Regions from separate parts of the Homo sapiens genome. Here region 2 is linked to region 1. The links are chromatin loops, found by intact Hi-C in ENCODE. Cell type or tissue: mammary epithelial cell. All regions are shown on one strand. Each heading gives the region's core, and the rest is flanking DNA. Links, peaks and the distances in the headings are about the cores only. Region 1 holds the start of FAM50B (family with sequence similarity 50 member B). Region 2 overlaps SLC22A23 (solute carrier family 22 member 23).

Region 1 (8,457 bases), core at 458-8,457:
TGGAGAGGACAGTATATCTGCCACTTGTAGGATAATCCGTTTAAAATAGAATTCAGACTGGTGGAAAGCAACATGAAAACCGACCATGACAAAAGGTGTTATTTGCGGGGGTCTGTTATTGTTGCTTGTATTGAAAACTAAGTTCTTTTTCTCTTGTTAAAATAGTTTAAGTTTTAGTTTTGTGAGATTTTTAAAACACTGATGCTGTTTGCATATTTTACTTTGTGACTAAGCCTGGAGGAGGGCACATTTTTTTCTAAATTAGTTTGTGTATTTAATCGGCATTTCTGAGTCACTAGAACAGAATGCTGCTCCCTCTCCTCTGTTGTATTATTGCTATTGATACTTTTATTTATTTATTTATTTTTTAACAATAGAATGTACCACATTTATTTAAATCAATGACTATGATGATTATATAAAAACAAGAATAATACCGGGCGAGGTGGCTCACGCCTGTAATCCCAGCACTTTGGGAGGCCGAGGAGGGCAGATCACCTGAGGTCAGGAGTTTGAGACCAGCCTGACCAACATGGCAAAACCCCGTCTCTACTAAAAATACAAAAATTAGCCGGGCGTGGTGGTGGGCGCCTGTAATCCCAACTACTCGGGAGGCTGAGGCAGGAGAATCACTTGAACCCAGCCGGCGGAGGTTGCAGTGGGCCGAGATCGCACCATTGCACTACTCCAGCCTGGAAGACAGAGCCAGACTCCGTCTCAAAAACAAAAACAGAAAAAAAAACTTAAATGGAAAAAAAGTCATCAAATGGGATGCAAAGTTTGATTAAAATTGCTAAATATATACAGATCTATGTGCACATAAAATATTGGAAGGGAACTTGCAAACATTAATAGTTATGTTACTTATGTGTTCATGTTGAGTGAACTTTTTATTTATTTACATTTCTTTTCAAACTTTTCTGTAATATGCCTATTTCCTCCTTTATGACAAAACCTATTGGAAAAACAAACCATAATGTCTCAATCAGGGAAGAATAACTAGAACAATCATTCTTTTTTGTTCTATTTATTCTTCTTTCTTAAAGTTTCACCATTTGCGTGGGCTCGGGTCCTCAGCCTCATTTTGCTGATAAAATTTAAGAGCTTAAAGCAGTAGCTTTTAGTTTTGTGGGTATTTTCGCTGAGAATTAAGGCTGAAAGAGGAAGTTATCATCTTGGAACTTAGGGGAAAATTCTACAGAACAGTATATCAGACTTTTAGGATAAATCTCCTTCTTTCTAGTTGTTTTTCTTGTTAAACTTTTCTGAGAATTTGAGGCTCAACCTTTTAATTCTGGGAGCTGGCTATAGTATTTGGAGGCCGTGACTGAGTTCAGGAGGTGGATGCTGGATAATGGGAGGGTGGATGATAAGGTTTAGGGATGATATTGACATTCAAGTTCTGATTCGATTAGAGAAAGAGTGAATATAGTATTTGTGGCCAAACGATAGTCGATTGAATTAAAGTTTAGTTGGTTGGATCATTTAACTGAAAAAAAGAGGTGGAGAGGCTATCTTATTTATGTTAAGTGTAATAAAGGTAATTATATGGGAAACCTGAGAGAGGAGACTATTGGTAATTTTGTCCATCTGTGGGTGGTGATGGTGATGGTGGGTGCTCCAGGCTTCCTCTTGGAGATGACATTTGTGCTGATCTTCAGGGATAGCACAGCGAAGGGCAGGACTTTCTAGAAAGAGTACGTCCAGAGGTAACAGTTATGAAAGGGCAACTTTTTTTTTAGATGAAGTCTTTCTGGGTCACCAGGCTGGAGTGCAGTGGTGCGATCTTGGCTCACTGCAACCTCCATCTCCTGGGTTGAAGCAATTCTTCTGCCTCAGCCTCCCGAGCAGCTGGGACTACAAGGCATGCACCACCACACCCAGCTAATTTTTTTTATTTTTATTTTTATTAGAGACGGGGTTTCACCATGTTGGCCAGGATGGTCTCGATCTCTTGACCTCGTGATCCACCCGCCTCGGCCTCCCAAAGTGCTGGGATTACAGGTGTGAGCCACTGCGCCTGGCCTGAAAGGGCATCTTCTATTCAGGCGCAGTGAAAAAGCTGGGTGAATGCTGCAGGGGTCCACCTATTAGAGACCTTAGAGGACAAACAAAGAGATTCTGATGTGGCTGTTACAAGGGAAGTTGGAGTTTTTCAAGTAGGAGAGTAATGTTATCAGATTCATTTTTTATGAAGATCTCTGAGGATATTGTATAGAAGTTAGACAAGAACAAGAATACAGGCATACCTCGGAGATACTGTGGGTTCAGTTCCAGACCACCACAAAGACAGTCACACAAATTTTTAAATTTTCTAGTGCATATAAAAGTTATGTTTATACTATACTATAGTCTAGTAAGTGTGCAGTAGCATTTTGTCTAAGAAAATAATGTGCATAATTTCATTAAAAATACTTAATTGCTAAATAATGCTAATGATCCTCTGAGCATTCAGTGAGCTGTGCTCTATTTGCTGGTGGAGGGTCTTGCCTCAGTGTTGATGGTTGCTGACTGATCAGGGTGGTGGTTGCCAAAGGCTGGGCCTGTGGCAGTTTCTTAAATCAATATTGAGTTTGTCACATTGATTGATTCTACCTTTCACGAAAGATTTCTTTGTAACATGTAATGCTGTTTGAATCAACTTCTTCCAAACTTCTGTTAATGTTGATATTTTACCTCCTCCCAAAAACTGTGAATGTCCTTCATGGCACCTACAGTGGTGAATGCCTTCCAGAAAAATTTCAATTTACTTTGCCCAGATCCATCAGAGAAATCATTACATACAGCAGCTATAACCTTTGGAAATGTATTTCTTAAATAATAAGACTTAAAAGTCAAAATTACTCCTTGATCTATGGGTTGCAGAATGGATGTTGTGTTAGCAAGCATGAAATCAACTTTAATCTCCTTGAGCATCTCCATCAAGCTCTTAGGTGACCAAGTGCATTGTTAATGAGTAATAATATCTTGAAAGGAATAATCAGAGCAGTAAGTCTCAACACTGGGCTTAAAAATATTCAGTAAACCATGCTGTAAACAGATGTGCTGTCCTCCAGGTTTTGTTGTTCCATTTACAGAGCACAGGCACAGTAGATTTAGCATAATTTTTAAGGGCACTAAGATTTTCAGAATGGTAAGTGAGCATTGGCTTCAACTGAAAGTCTCCAGCTACACTAGCCCCTAGCAAGAGAGTCAACCTGTCCTTTGAAGCCATGAAGCCAGGCATTGACTTCTCCTCTCTAGATATAAAAGTCCTAAATGGCATCTTCTTCCAATAGAAGGCTATTTTGTCTACATTGAAAATGTATTGTTTAGGGTAGCCTCCGTCATCAGTGCTCTTAGCTAGATCTTCTGGATAACCTGCTGCAGCTTCTCCATCACACTTGCTGCTTCACCTTGCACTTTATGTTATAGAGGTGACTTCCTTCCTCAGCCTCATGAACCAACCTCTGCTACCTTCAGACTTTTCTTCTGAAGCTTCCTCACCTCTCTCAGCTTCACAGAATTGAAGAGACTTAGGGCCTTGCCCTGGATTAGGCTTTGGTTTAAGGGAATGTCGTGGCTGGTTTGATCTTCTATCCAGACCACTAGAACTTTCTCCATATAAGCAATAAGGCTGTTTTGCTTTCTTATCATTCATATGTTTACCAGGAAAGCGCTTTCAGTTTCATTCAAGATTTTTTTCCTTTGCATTCACAACTTAGCTAACTGTTTGGCAAAAGAGGCCTAGCTTTTGGCCTATCCTGGCTTTTGACATACTTTCCTCACTGAGCTGAATCATTTCTAGCCTTTGATTTAAAGTGAGAGACGTGTGACACTTCTTTTCACTTGAACACTTAGAGGCCATTGTAGGGTTATTAATTGGCCTAATTTCAATATTGCTGTGTCTCAGGCACTAGGGAAGCCTAGGGACAGGAAGAGAGATGAAGGAACAGCCAGTCAGTGGAGCAGTCAGAACATACATAACATTTATCAGTTAAATCAATAAACGTCTTTGTCTTCTACTGCACACTTCGGAGTGCCCCCAAACAATTACAATAACCTCACAGAACGATGATCACAGATCACCATAGCAGATATCACAATGAAAAAGTCTGAAATATTGCAAGAATTACCAAAATGTGACACAGGAACACGAAGTGAGCACATGCTGCTGGAAAAATGGAGCCAGTAGGCGCTTGACGCTGTGTTGCCACAAATCTTCAATTTGTAAAAACAAAAACAAAACACACAGTATCCCAGAGCTCAATAAAATAAGATATTCTTGTATTCTGGTGATGGGGCAACAATGAGAAGGCTTTAGATTAAAAAAAATGCTAATTTCCTAGATTAAGGCAAGTGGTGGGGAATGGGAGAAAAAGGAAAGTGTGAAAGGCTCTTCTGTAATTGATTACCTGTGGAGGAACGTCATTCCAGGAAAAGGCCTAGGTTTCTGGCTTGGACAATTTGATGAGGGCTCACACCGTGCTGTTCTCCTCTGGATATGTGGGTGCCATATGTAATTATCATATGATTCACGCTTCTTGGTAAGGTTATGCTCACAGGCATTGTTGCTCTTAGGCGGGAGGAGGCTGAACCGCAGTATGTATTTCACAACCAGCTTTTCCAAACTAGGTCCCAGGAAGCACTGGTTTCGGCGAGTGTTACCAGATCTCCTGCAGGGGAGAAACGGTCACGAAACATGAACTGGTCTGCCCTGCTCTTGGAGAGTTACAGTGGAAACTGGCATGTTAGAGGCTCACAGTAAAGACACTGCTACACTTTAACTCAGTGTCCCATGGTTATTAGAGCTTAGAACCCGGGGGAAACTGCTGTATAGAAGAGGTCAAACAAGCTGAGTGCAGGTTTTGTCACGAAACTGGGGGGCGAGTAGGGTTCTATTATCAAAGAATGGTTGTGTTGGGGCCATAAGAAAGAATTACAGGCAGTGGTGCGCAGGTAATGTTCACGAGACGCCACAGCGGGGTAGCATCAGAGGCGGGAGGAGGAGGGTTGGAGAGCAGGGCCGTGTTGCAAGGCTCTCTGGGTGGCCACAGCAGCTTGCGCTGCGCCCACATTGCTTCTGCGTGTTTACAGTTGGGCACGAGAAGGCTCAGCACGCACGCACAGCAGGTGGGGGCCCGCCCTGCCCACAGCGTGAAAACAGGAGCCCCGGCCAGCCACGGCTGGGCAGGGCCAGAAGCGCCTCCTCCAGGATCCTCCCCGCGCTGGCCCGCCCCACAGGAGCACCGCCCCTACCAGGAGCCCGGAGCTCTTCCCAGGGCCCGCCTCCCCGCCAGGGGGCGATCCACCTCCACTTCCTGTTTCCGCAGCCGCCCTACCAGGAGCCTGGCACTCTCCTCAGGGCCCGCCTCCCCGCCAGGGGGCGCACCGCCTCCACTTCCTGTGTCCACGGCTGTCGCGAGAGCCCGGGGCGAGTGGGCCTCTGCTCGTGGGTGGTTCTCGTGGAGGTCAGCTCCCGCGTGTCTCCGCTCGACAGGGTGCTTGGGCAGGTAAGGGTCCGCTCAGTAGCCCAACCCTCTCTGTATGCAGCTCCCCAAATTCAGCGCTGCGCTCAGGCATGGCAGCCACCCGTTACGTGGGGCCGTTCGCATTTGCATTTATTGAGGTCAAATAAAATGCTGGAAATTGGTGCCTGGTGACACTGTCAGGTTGGTGGTTACCCTAGCAGGTCGGCCCAGCCCCTGAACGCTTCCATCACTGCCGAAAGCCCTGTGAGGAGGCGCAGAGCTGAGCATTCCCCGCCGTTGCGTGGGCCCCCCTCTACCTGCCGCGTTTTTCCTCTTTGCTGCAGAGCCCATCGGGTAGGCGCGGGCCATGGCGCAGTACAAGGGCACCATGCGCGAGGCAGGCCGTGCCATGCACCTCCTCAAGAAGCGCGAAAGGCAGCGGGAGCAGATGGAGGTGCTGAAGCAGCGCATCGCCGAGGAGACCATCCTCAAGTCGCAGGTGGACAAGAGGTTCTCGGCGCATTACGACGCCGTGGAGGCCGAGCTGAAGTCCAGCACGGTGGGCCTGGTGACCCTGAACGACATGAAGGCCCGGCAGGAGGCCCTGGTCAGGGAGCGCGAGCGGCAGCTGGCCAAGCGCCAGCACCTGGAGGAGCAGCGGCTGCAGCAGGAGCGGCAGCGGGAGCAGGAGCAGCGGCGCGAGCGCAAGCGTAAGATCTCCTGCCTGTCCTTTGCACTAGACGACCTCGATGACCAGGCCGACGCGGCCGAGGCCAGGCGCGCCGGAAACCTGGGCAAGAACCCCGACGTGGACACCAGCTTCCTGCCAGACCGCGACCGCGAGGAGGAGGAGAACCGGCTCCGAGAGGAGCTGCGCCAAGAGTGGGAGGCGCAGCGCGAGAAAGTGAAGGACGAGGAGATGGAGGTCACCTTCAGCTACTGGGACGGCTCGGGCCACCGGCGCACGGTGCGGGTGCGCAAGGGCAACACGGTGCAGCAGTTCCTGAAGAAGGCGCTGCAGGGGCTGCGCAAGGACTTCCTGGAGCTGCGCTCCGCCGGCGTGGAGCAGCTCATGTTCATCAAGGAGGACCTCATCCTGCCGCACTACCACACCTTCTACGACTTCATCATCGCCAGGGCGAGGGGCAAGAGCGGGCCGCTCTTCAGCTTCGATGTGCACGATGACGTGCGCCTGCTCAGCGACGCCACCATGGAGAAGGACGAGTCGCACGCGGGCAAGGTGGTGCTGCGCAGCTGGTACGAGAAGAACAAGCACATCTTCCCCGCCAGCCGCTGGGAGGCCTATGACCCCGAGAAGAAGTGGGACAAGTACACCATCCGCTAACACCCGCCTGCCAGAGCGGAAACCGGGGGTGGGGGGAGACACTCATTTCTAGGCCCCATCACCAGTCACTTGATTTCGTGACCTTGATTTCTTCCCCCAAATTTAATAAAGACAGAGGGTTCTCATGATTCACATTGGTTGTGCTATTGCTGATGTTATGCTTTGGTTGCTTGGTTGGTCTTTTCTGAGTATTTTAGTGTTGCCACCTGGATTTGCTGCATTGCTCTGCTGAGCTGTATTGAAACCATGACTGGGCCCACTGTCAGACAGAAATTAGAATAGGAGGCACATTTTTTACCTGGTGGTTATGAGCATGGACTTGGGGGCCACAGTGACTGAGTTTGATTCCCGACACAGCCTCCTCCTTGCTGTGTAGTTTTGGGTAAGCTTATTAAACCCCCATGCCTCAGTTTGGTCACCTGTAAAAGGAAATAACAAGAGCACTTACTTTATAAGATTGATGTGAGTATTAAGTGAATTAATATTTGTAAAACGCTTAGCTCTTAATAAATGTTTCTGTTGTTATTATTATGGTTTTGGTTAATTTATTTAAAGGACTGCAATGACCTAGTTCAGAACCATTTGAGGGCAAAGGTGGACCTGCCCATCACTGGTCCCAGGATCAGCAGTTGCCAGCAGGAGGGGGCTAGCAAAGGTTGGGGAGCAGCCCCCCTCTAGTGGGCTTTAGCTGGGTTGTTTAGCCCAGAAGTTAGGAGGACAGTGAGCTAATGCAAGTAGCCTGCAGGGTCAGTATCATTGATTTTCCTTTTGCTCCAATATGACTCCACAGGGCACAGTTACAGATCCTGTCTTCATTGAAAATGTTTGTATTTTATTCATTGTGGATTATTTCTGTTAATTTTGATTTTTAAAAATACTGTATTCAGGCTGGGTGTGGTGGCTCGTGCTTGTAATCCTAGCACTTTGGGAGGCCGAGGTGGGTGGATCACCTGAGGCCAAGAGTTCGGGACCAGCCTGGCCAACATAGTGAAACCCTGTCTCTACTAAAAATACAAAAATGTGCCTGTAATCCCAGTTACTTGGGAGGCTGAGGCAGGAGAATTGCTTGAACCTGGGAGGCAGAAGTTGCAGTGAGCCGAGATTGCCCCACTTCACTCCAGGCTGGGTGAAAGAGTGAAACTCCATCTCAAAAAAATATATATATGTGTATATATATTTATTTATATATATTTATACATTTATTTATATATATTTATATATACATTTATATGTTTAATATATATTTATATATATTTTATATATATTTTTTATATATTTATACATTTATTTATATAATTCAAATATTATTTATTATTTGGTTACTGAGTATTTGGGGATCTCCTCCTCCTTAACCTTAATGCCCAAGTTGGGTGCCTCACTCACGTTACCCCAGTCCCAGCCCTGAGTATAGGAGGGACATTTCTTAGAGTTCTTGCCTCAGTGCATAAGCAAGAACTTCCACCGAAACATTAGCCTTCTAGGACAGTGGGTCCCAATGGCTGTCCCTTAGGGTCATCAGGGAAGCTTTTAAACTTCCCAATTCAAAGGTCACACCCAGAGCCAGACCTCAGGGTCAGAAGTGGACATCAGTGTTTTGAAGCTCCCCAGCTATTTGGTTGGAGAACAAACGCTCTATGGCTGCCTTTTCCACCTCTTATGAAC
Region 2 (9,091 bases), core at 513-8,512, 570 kb before region 1:
TCGCTCCACAGCAGCAGGTAGACTGGTCCTTTGGTTTGGGGAAGCTTTCTAATGGGCTGCTCGTTAGGCACCCCCTTGAAGTGAAGAGGGCTGTATCCTTTGAACTGCTGAGGCTGAGTGGGCTGAAAGGGAGGTCCCTGCAACAGGTAGGAGGCAGGTAGATAACTCCAGCTCTTGACTAGTCTGTGGTTCTCTTGGTTGGCACTATAGGTAGCTCCTAACTCACCAAAAGACTGTCCTACAAGGTCACAAGATAAAAGATCAACATACAAAAGTCAATTATATGTCTACGTGCTAGCAACACCCAAAAATGAAAATGCCATTCACAATAACATCCAATGAATAAAATGTTTAGAAATAAATAACAAAGGAATGCAAGACTTGTATGCTGAAAAAGATAAAACATTGCTGAAAATTAAAAGATAAAAATAAATGGAGTGACATTCCATGTTCATGAATTAGAAGACTAAATATTATAAAGATGGTAATTTTTCCCAAATTGATCTATACATTCCACATAATCCCTATCAAAATTCCAGGTGACTTTTTTTTTTTTTCAGAAAACAGCCAATTCTAAAATTTATATGGAAATGCAAAAGACTCAGAGTAGTCAAAAACAATTTTGGAAAAGAACAAAGAAGGCTTGCCTTCCCAGTTTCAAAACTATAAAGCCATACGGCTTAAGGCAGTGTGGTGTTGGTGTATATATCAATAGATCAATGGAACAGAACTGGGAGTTCAGAAACTAACCTTCACATTTATGGTCAACTGACTGTAGATGGAGGCAAATCCAGTGAGGGGGAAGGGATAGTTTTTTCAACAGGTGGTGCTGGGACAACAGGATATTCATGTGCAAAAGAATGATGTTGGACCCTTCACATCATGTAAAAAAATGAACTCAAAATGGATAATAAAATCTAAGTGCTTAACTTAGCTCAAACTATAACGCTTCTAGAAGAAAACAAGAGAAAAGCTTTATGACGTTGGGTTAGGCAAAGATTTCTTACACATAACATCAAAAGTAGGATCCATAAAAGAAAAAGCTGATCAATTGGACTTCATTAGGATTAAAAACTCCTACCCTTCAAAAGATACATGTTTAAGAAAAAAAGACCATAGACTGGGAGAAAATATTCGTGAAGCATATATCAGATAAAGGACTTGTAACTAGAATATATAAAGAACTTTTTTTTGAGAGTCTCACTGTCGCACAGGCTGGAGTGTAGTGGCATGATCTCGGCTCACTGCAAGCTCTGCCTCCCAGGTTCATGTCATTCTCCTGCCTCAGCCTCCTGAGTAGCTGGGACTATAGGCGCGTGCCACCATGCCCAGCTAATTTTTTGTATTTTTAGTAGAGTCGGGGTTTCGCTGTGTTAGCCAGGGTGGTCTTGATCTCCTAACCTCGTGATCCACCCGCCTTGGCCTCCCAAAGTGTTGGGATTACAGGCGTGAGCCACCACGCCACTCTTATAACTCAAAAAGAAGACAGATAATCCAGTAAAAAGATGGGCAGGCCAGACACAGTGGCTCATGCCCAAAGAGGCTTGGGCAAAGGTGACCTGGGCAGGGAGGATGGGAGTCCCAGGGTTCCCAGGTGGCCCTCATAAACCAGATATACACAGGTCTATGCTAATAACCCCAGGAAGATTCACAGATTTGGAGCCTTTTTCTCAGAATGCAATGGAAGAATGGTGATTGTGTGTGTGTGTGTGTGTTGGGGGCTTTTGTCCTGTAACAAAATAAGAGAAGACACTTTGCTCTGCCTTTTCTCCCTCTAATGTAGAAATGACTGCCTCTCTGTTGGTTGCAGTCCACCCATCTGCATCCACCATGGGCACAGGGCTTGGGGGCACAAGGGCAGCCTTGCCAGGCTTGCAGCCCTAGGGGACAAAGACTCGCTGGATTCTTCCCTTTCCCAGCTCCTTCCTGTCCAGCCCATGACCAAGTCCTCAGGGCCTCCACTCCAGGCCGCCTGGGTCTGCGCTCCTCCCTGGCGCATCTTCTGCACCCCCTAGACTTTGTTTCCTCACCATTGCCAAACCGATTTTCCTAGAACACAGAGCTAATCATATCACCTGGCTGCTCAGAGTCCTCCAATGGCTCCCTCCTGCCTGCAAGGTGATGCACAGGTCCTGGGGGCCCCACCTCTTCCTCCTGTCCTCTGCCTTTCAGTCCCAATACTCATGGCACCGGGGTCCCTCAGCTCTGTCTGGTGCTCGCTCTGTGAGGTTGGCCTATGCTGGCTCAGCCGAGCTCCCACAGGCTACCTGGGTAGGGCGCCGTCTGTGCATTTCTCGAGGAAGGAGATGCCTTCTGGTACAGGGTCTTCGTTAATGTTTATTCCATTAGATGATTGTCAAGACTGGGGCATCAGCCATTAGCCTCCAAGCCTTGAGTAAACCCACATAAAAAGAGCCAGCCCAAAGTGAGCTACAGAACAGACTTTTGCTGCCACAAAGGTGCGAGTGCCGTGGCTGGGAGCAGGAGTTCTGGAGCCCATGAGCCTGGGCTAGAATCCTGGCCCCCGCCCACCAGCTTCACTTCCCGAAGCCTCGGTCTGCATCTATAAAACAGGGATGAGAAAAGCTCCAATGTCCAAGTGCAGTGGAGGTTAAAGCACGAATGTGACTAGCATGGGGACAGGAAGATCCGTGGCTTGATTGGTTCCAGGTGGCATCCATTGAGTGCCGGGAAGGGGCCACCCAAGTCTTTCAGGGTCTAGGGGGCAGCTGGGTGTAGGAGGAACCAGAGCTGGAGAGGTTCAAGAACTGGGAGGCGAACAGGATGAGCCTCTCCCATGGGCCTAAAGCCTCCAGGCATGACATGGAGTCCTAAAAGTTGGCAGAGGGGGCTGTGCCACTGGGACCCTTCTCCTCCACCCTGGCCTTCCTCTCGGTGAGGCACCAAGCTCTGCAAACACTGCCTCCTCAAGCTGCTTCACACCCGCCCACCCTCACCCTTCCAGGAACCTCTGCTCCTGCTCCCCGAGCCCTAGGAATCCAGCCTCACCTCCTCCCGCCGCAGTGCACTTGCCAAACACGCATCGCCTCTAGAGCCACTATGTGCGGGCTCCAGGCCACATCCTGGGAATCCCGTCCCAGCCACCCTTCTGAGTCCAGACTGAGCAGGCTCTCTTGGGCACTTCCCCTGCATCCTCAGGACACTTGTGTAGCCCGAAGACACATTCGCATTGCGTGTCTGTGTGTCTCTAATAGACACCAGATGTTTCCAGGGCAGGACCAGGCTCCACTCCGTGTGCTGTCCCCAGCACCTGCCCAGCCACTGAGACCTGGCTGGCACCTGGGCATCTACTCAGTGCTATAGTCGGATTTCTAGACTGGCCCCAGTAATTCCCACCCTTGTGCCTTGAGTGTGCGCTGGCCCTCAAGGTACAAGGTACAAATAACGTACTTTTTAGCAATCAAATTTACGGCCAGGATAGTGAGATGTTCCTTCCACAACAAGGTTCCAAAAGGCAGATTCTAGCAGACTCTTGCTAGCTTTGACGAAGCGAGCTGCCTTGTGACTGTGGTCCCTATGGCCAACGGCCAGCAAGGAGCTGAGGCTGCCAGCCCCACAGCCCGTGAGGAAACAGCCTACCAGTGCCTGACTTGGTTTAGTGGTGGGCCCTACCCACTGATGGTAGCCTCTGAGAGACCTGGAGCAGAGGACCCAGCCAGGCCGTGCCCAGACTCTGGAGCCATGGAAACCATAAGATAGTAGATGCATGCTACTTCAGGCCCCTGTTTTGGAGCGATTGGTTATGCAGCAATAGAAAACCAAGATACTCGGTGAGTGACAGATTCCCCTGCCTTAGCCACGGAGGGAGACTGACAGCCACCTCTCATGCAGGCTGTGACAGGCATCAGCACTTCATATTAGAAAGCCCTTCCCAGGGAGAGGCTGAAAGAGTTGCAGGAATAGCCACACCACTGTGCTTCTGGGCCTGAAGACGATATGGATGAGGAAGAGCAAGAATTTGGGGGATGTCTCCCAGATACTCAAACTCCTCCCAGGCTGAGGGTCCCAGACCACCGTTCAAAGACACTCTGCATCTTTCTGTCACTATTTGTTCATGTGCCTGTCACCTTACTAGTCTCTGAGCCCTTCAAGGGCAAGAATTATTTTCTAGGACATCAACAGGCACGTGCTGTTTGTGCTTAATAAATACCGGATGCTTGCGGATCACACGGGCTTCCTGGATAGGAAGGTCAGCTCACCCAGGTGAATGGGACAGGTTAAATAGAGACAACCACGGAAATGAGCAATAAGACCAAATCCTTCTGTAAGATGAAGACTGAACACCTAAAATAGCCAATTAAGTCTTTCTGGTAGACCTGGCTCTTTCAGGAAGCCACAGGGCATATCAGATGCTAGGGATAATGGACATGATTTTAATGGGGACAGCATTTTCTCGGAAACCTCCCAGGTTTCTGCCTGACCTTCCCGGCACTAAATGTGGACGGCACTGACAAGCAGTGAGAGGACTCCCCTTACTCACACGGGAGTCACATACAGGAGGGCAGAGTACAGACCCCCAGGAGGGGTGGGCAGAGGGCCACTGTTAAAGGGCAAACTGCATGGAACAAAAGCCTTGCATTGTGCCTGGTGAACCACATCATACTGATCTATCTTGTTAACTGTGCCAAATAAAATGAAATATATTTAATTTGCAGATCATTAGAAAAATGTCTATGTATATGTATATACATAATATGCAACAAATGTACACATGCATATATAATATGGAATATATCTTTTTATTTTTTTCTGTGGGAGCAATTCTCTGGTTTTCTATCAAAGATTCCTTGATATGGCCGGGCATGGTGGCTCATGTGCCTGTAATCCCAGCAATTTGGGAGGCCGAGATGGGCAGATCACGAGGTCAGGAGATCGAGACCACTGTGGCCAACATGGTGAAACCCCGTCTCTACTAAAAATACAAAAATTAGTTGGGTGTGGTGGCGCGTGCACGTAATCCCAGCTGCTTGGGAGGCTGAGGCAGGAGAATCACTTGAACCAGGGAGTTGGAGGTTGCAGTGAGCCGAGATCACGCGACTGCACTCCAGCCTGGCAACAGAGCAAGGCTCCGTCTCAAAAAAAAAAAAAAAAAAAAAAAAAAATCCTTGACATCATTCAGTACGATTAGGAAAAATTTTGGCAGAAGTTGGTATGCCATTTTTGGCTTTGTTTTTTTTTCTCTCTTGAAATCTCAGAGAAAGAGATTGTTACATCCTTGGTTTTAAGGTGTTGGGTTCCTTTCCTGCCCCTGAAATGTGGGCTCTGCCAGTGCCTTTTCTGCTTTTCTCTGGGTTGTCACTAGAGGGCAGCATACGCCCGTGTTTAGAAGTCAGAGCTGCTTGATTTACGGACAGAGAACCGAGGGCGCACACTGCCTCCTTGGGCTTTAGGAGCACAAAATTGTAATACCCACGGGATATCTTTATTTTACTAGCAATAGGATCTCAATAAGGTAGGAAAACTGATATGCAGGCCGACTTCTTACTAGAAATGGCAAACTTCATTGAATTAAGGATTCCAGAATCAAATTGCTGTTAGCCATGTGAACGTTACCATCTCACATTGAAACACCCGAGGCGAGGCTCCTGTTCTAGCTCCTCTTTTATATTACTTAATGTGACTTGACTAAATTTCTGTGAAGTTGAGGATAAGCAAATATTTGTACCATTTTTTATAGAAATAAATACAACTGCTGAAGATGCCCAGCGAAGAAGAAGAATATGAACTGTCCTGTGCTGAGCCCAGGCCCTTTGCACATGGCCTCCATTCTCCACCCCCGCCTAACAAGGTGCCTGTAGTCAGTTTTGTTTTAAGACAAGGACACTAAAGCCGGCCGAGGGACCCACCCAAGGCCACACAGGGAGGCGGCCTCAGGATCATGGGCAGCTCCGTCTGGTTCCTTCCCAGGCTCCGGGCCATATCATCAGCACCCTCCCCTCATCCTGCCCCGCTGCTCATCGCTCGCACGCCACAGGCGCTGCCGGCATGGGACGCATGCTGGCTTCCTGTCTGCTACTCAGTACTTGTTTTCAGATGTGACATTTTTAAGACACAACTTTTTTTTTTTTTTTTTTTTTTTGAGATGGAGTCTCGCTCTGTCGCCCAGGCTGGAGTGCAGTGGCGCGATCTCGGCTCACTGTAAGCTCCGCCTCCTGGGTTCACGCCATTCTCCTGCCTCAGCCTCCTGAGTAGCTGGGACTACAGGCGCCCGCCACCACGCCCGGCTAATTTTTTTTGTATTTTTAGTAGAGACGGGGTTTCATCGTGTTAGCCAGATCCTCTCGATCTCCTGACCTCGTGATCTGCCCGCCTCAGCCTCCCAAAGTGCTGGGATTACAGGCGTGAGCCACCGTGCCCGGCCTTTAAGATACAACTTTTTAAAGAAGTTGAACAGACTCTGATACTCCCTTAACCCCAGGTCATCCTGGCCCTCGGTGCCTATTCTTGAGGCAGCATTAGAGCGGAAGACAGATGTCAGGGAGTCGTCAGTCAGGGAGTGTCTCAGGGAGGCCTGTCCGACTTATGATCTAGAAAGGGCCAGGGCTGCCGGAGTGGGCAGGGCAGGAGAAAACAGGCGGGTGTCATGATCACCAGCGCCTGCCTCCTCTCTCACCTGGACCCCTCCGTGAGGGCAAAGGAAGCCTCGGAGCCCACCTGGAGCATCCAGATGGACAGTGGATAGAAAAGATCCGCCCCAGCACAGCCAGCAGCTGCTTCCAGATCCGCCCAGGACCCCAGGCCACTTCTGCCCATGTCAAGCTGGGAGATGGGCACAGTCAGATAGACTTGCAAAGTCACCCAACTCCCAATGTCTTACAGATGAATCAGAGCTGTGCACTGGCTGATGAGAACCACCACCTGGCCTGGGCCTGAGCGGGTAGCTGGTTCTGTCAACGCGAGGTCTGAACAGAATCTCATGAAACAATATTTAGTTAACTTGGCCTCTATCATCCTTGGGGCAATAGATTTCTGCAGGCCTTTGTTGCTTTTTGTGGTGGAACAAGTATGAAAAGTATAAAAGCATTTTTTGAACTTTTTGCAGAAAATTTCATATCCTAATATTTGCTTCCAGGCAGTCCATCCTGGCCCCTTACCCTTTGCTGCCAGAAGGCTTGTCTGTAATAGTGTCACAGGGAAAGGCTAGTTCTGTGCTAAGAAAGATGGAGCTCACGGGCCCCAGGCTGCCCATCGTGGCTTATCTTGGAATTTTCTCTGTGAAGTGGGGGGATGGTAGGGGAGTCTACTTCCATCCTAGGGCCTCCGTGGGAATTGTTCCTCAGTCATTTGCAAGAAAGAGCTGTGGCCTCCCGATGGCACGGGTGAAAAGGGCTCCCAGCGAGAAGAGGGATTTGTCAGGAACGCTAGACATTCTCCCAGCCTGGCCCAGGGACCCCCTTTGGACTTAATTTCCTTTCATCCTCTGCAGGCACAAAAGCATCACCAAGGGTCACATATTTTTTCCAGTTTGTCATCTTGGCAAGCTGAATCTGAGAACATGTTTGTTGAATTTCTATCCTCAAATCTTTCCAGGTTTGCGTCAAAGAGGAAAAGCTTACAGCATTTCCTTCCGTCTAGCTTGCTAAGCCAAATCTAACAGAGAATAATGATGCCTACCAACTGCCAGAGTTAAGGGGTACCCGCTAGCCACCCCCTCCCCCAACAAAATATGCATAATCATGCAAAGGCTGCAGGAGGCCAGCTGGAAACCCAGAAGGTCTGACTGTGGATTCTGGTCTATTGAAAGACTTGGCTTTGCTGTTTTGTTTGATAAAGGAGAGAAATTTCACTTTCCGTCCTTTAGACAGGGAGTGAGCCTGCGGTCGGCCTGAGGTATCCTGCAACTGCAAGCACTAAATAAGCTCCTGACTCATCTCTCCCCTGTGGCTGATGCAGAAGGTAGGGACAGGATGAGTTCCTTGTGCTTAATCATACAATGCCTTGGCATTTCTGTCCAGGTGCCCAGTAGCTGTCAGGCTGGGCCTGTAGGATACGATCCAAGAGAATGAATCAAAAAGTGTGGACGTGAAGATGCTGTTGTTAGCATGGCTACTGGAAATGTGGAAAGTAAGAAAGTCCACGGACCTGCCTACTTGCTCCCAAAGCCTTCCCCAGCTTAGCCTCCACATAGTCTGCCTTGGACTGGAATAGCCGCTACTGGATTTTCCCAAGGGTGTCATTATGCGGACACCTGGGTTTTGACTCACGGCTGAACTACTGCCATTACTCTCAAGTTCTGTTTTATGAAGGCACGTGCATGAGAAATGCTGATACTCCTTTAAGAAGTTCAGTGTGGTATAACTCAAGCTCCTCAGTAAGTCACAAACAGTGTAGGAAAATGACTGCAGCTGAGTGATGCCCTTTTAGTGGAGGCGTGCCTTTTTATTAACCTATAAGCATGGTGGCAACAGTAAATGGCGTGTAGCACCCATGAACCACGACCCAGGGGCAGAGACGGCACCAGGAAGGGGTCAGCCTCACTTTCCGAACTAAAGCAAAAGTGGCTGAGCACAGGTTAGTCACACCTTTTAGGGAGGTATGAAATGGCCGCAGACTCCACGAGGGCGGGACTGTGCTGCTGTGTTTTCTGGGCCTAGTGTCTGGCGCGCAGTGGGCTCTCCATCCATGTTTCTTACATGAGTCAGTAATCTCACTCGCTGTGCTCGCTTTGGATTCATGACATCAACTTCTCAGGTCAGTATGAAATAAGGCTCTTTTGGCCTGGCACGGTGGTTCACGCCTGTAATCCTAGCACTTTGGGAGGCCAAGGTGGGGGGATCACCTGAGGTCAGGAGTTCGAGACCAGCCTGGCCAACCAGGTGAAACCACGTCTCTACTAAAAATGTAAAAATTAGCCGGGCGTGGTGGCGCACACCTATAATCCCAGCTACTCTGGAGGCTGAGGCAGGAGAATCACCTGAACTTGGGAGGCAGAGGTTGCAGTGAGCCAAGATCATGCCATTGTACTCCAGGCTGGGCAATAAGAGTGAAACTCCATCTCGGGGAGGGCCGGGGGGTAGGCTCTTTCTACTTTGTGAAACATTTTGCACTAGCTGTGCCGTGAGGTCTCTTA

What was found. Peaks named below come from ENCODE experiments on the same cell type or tissue, not always from the same donor. Only the 100,000 strongest peaks of a DNase experiment are listed, where the experiment ranks them.
Region 2: a loop joins it to region 1, with 5 times the contacts of the local background. A loop is called at or near these places in 6 of 110 quality-filtered maps.

What each region holds. Positions count from the first base shown.
Region 1 is chr6:3,843,995-3,852,451 of GRCh38, forward strand. It overlaps FAM50B (family with sequence similarity 50 member B), which reads left to right and starts at 5,379. Exons shown (of 2, transcript NM_012135.3): 1 at 5,379-5,492; 2 at 5,795-7,323. The coding sequence starts at 5,818. The coding sequence ends at 6,795. LOC107986557 (a long non-coding RNA gene) reads right to left here and starts at 5,372. Exons shown (of 3, transcript XR_001743931.2): 1 at 5,322-5,372; 2 at 4,395-4,655; 3 at 694-2,098. RefSeq lists a silencer at 5,053-5,172 and an enhancer at 5,443-5,562. In mammary epithelial cell, for the core only: CTCF peaks have their summits at 4,676 and 5,338 (motif pointing right); DNase peaks (open chromatin) are centred at 4,597 and 5,217; H3K4me3 peaks cover 1,167 bases; H3K27ac peaks cover 1,038 bases.
Region 2 is chr6:3,274,414-3,283,504 of GRCh38, forward strand. All of the region lies in intron 9 of SLC22A23 (solute carrier family 22 member 23), which reads right to left. Among named protein-coding and RNA genes, the nearest start is that of PSMG4, 20 kb to the left of the region's middle. RefSeq lists enhancers at 5,208-5,267, 8,105-9,032 and a silencer at 7,682-7,976. In mammary epithelial cell, for the core only: CTCF peaks have their summits at 5,310 (motif pointing right) and 8,003; DNase peaks (open chromatin) are centred at 5,328 and 7,948.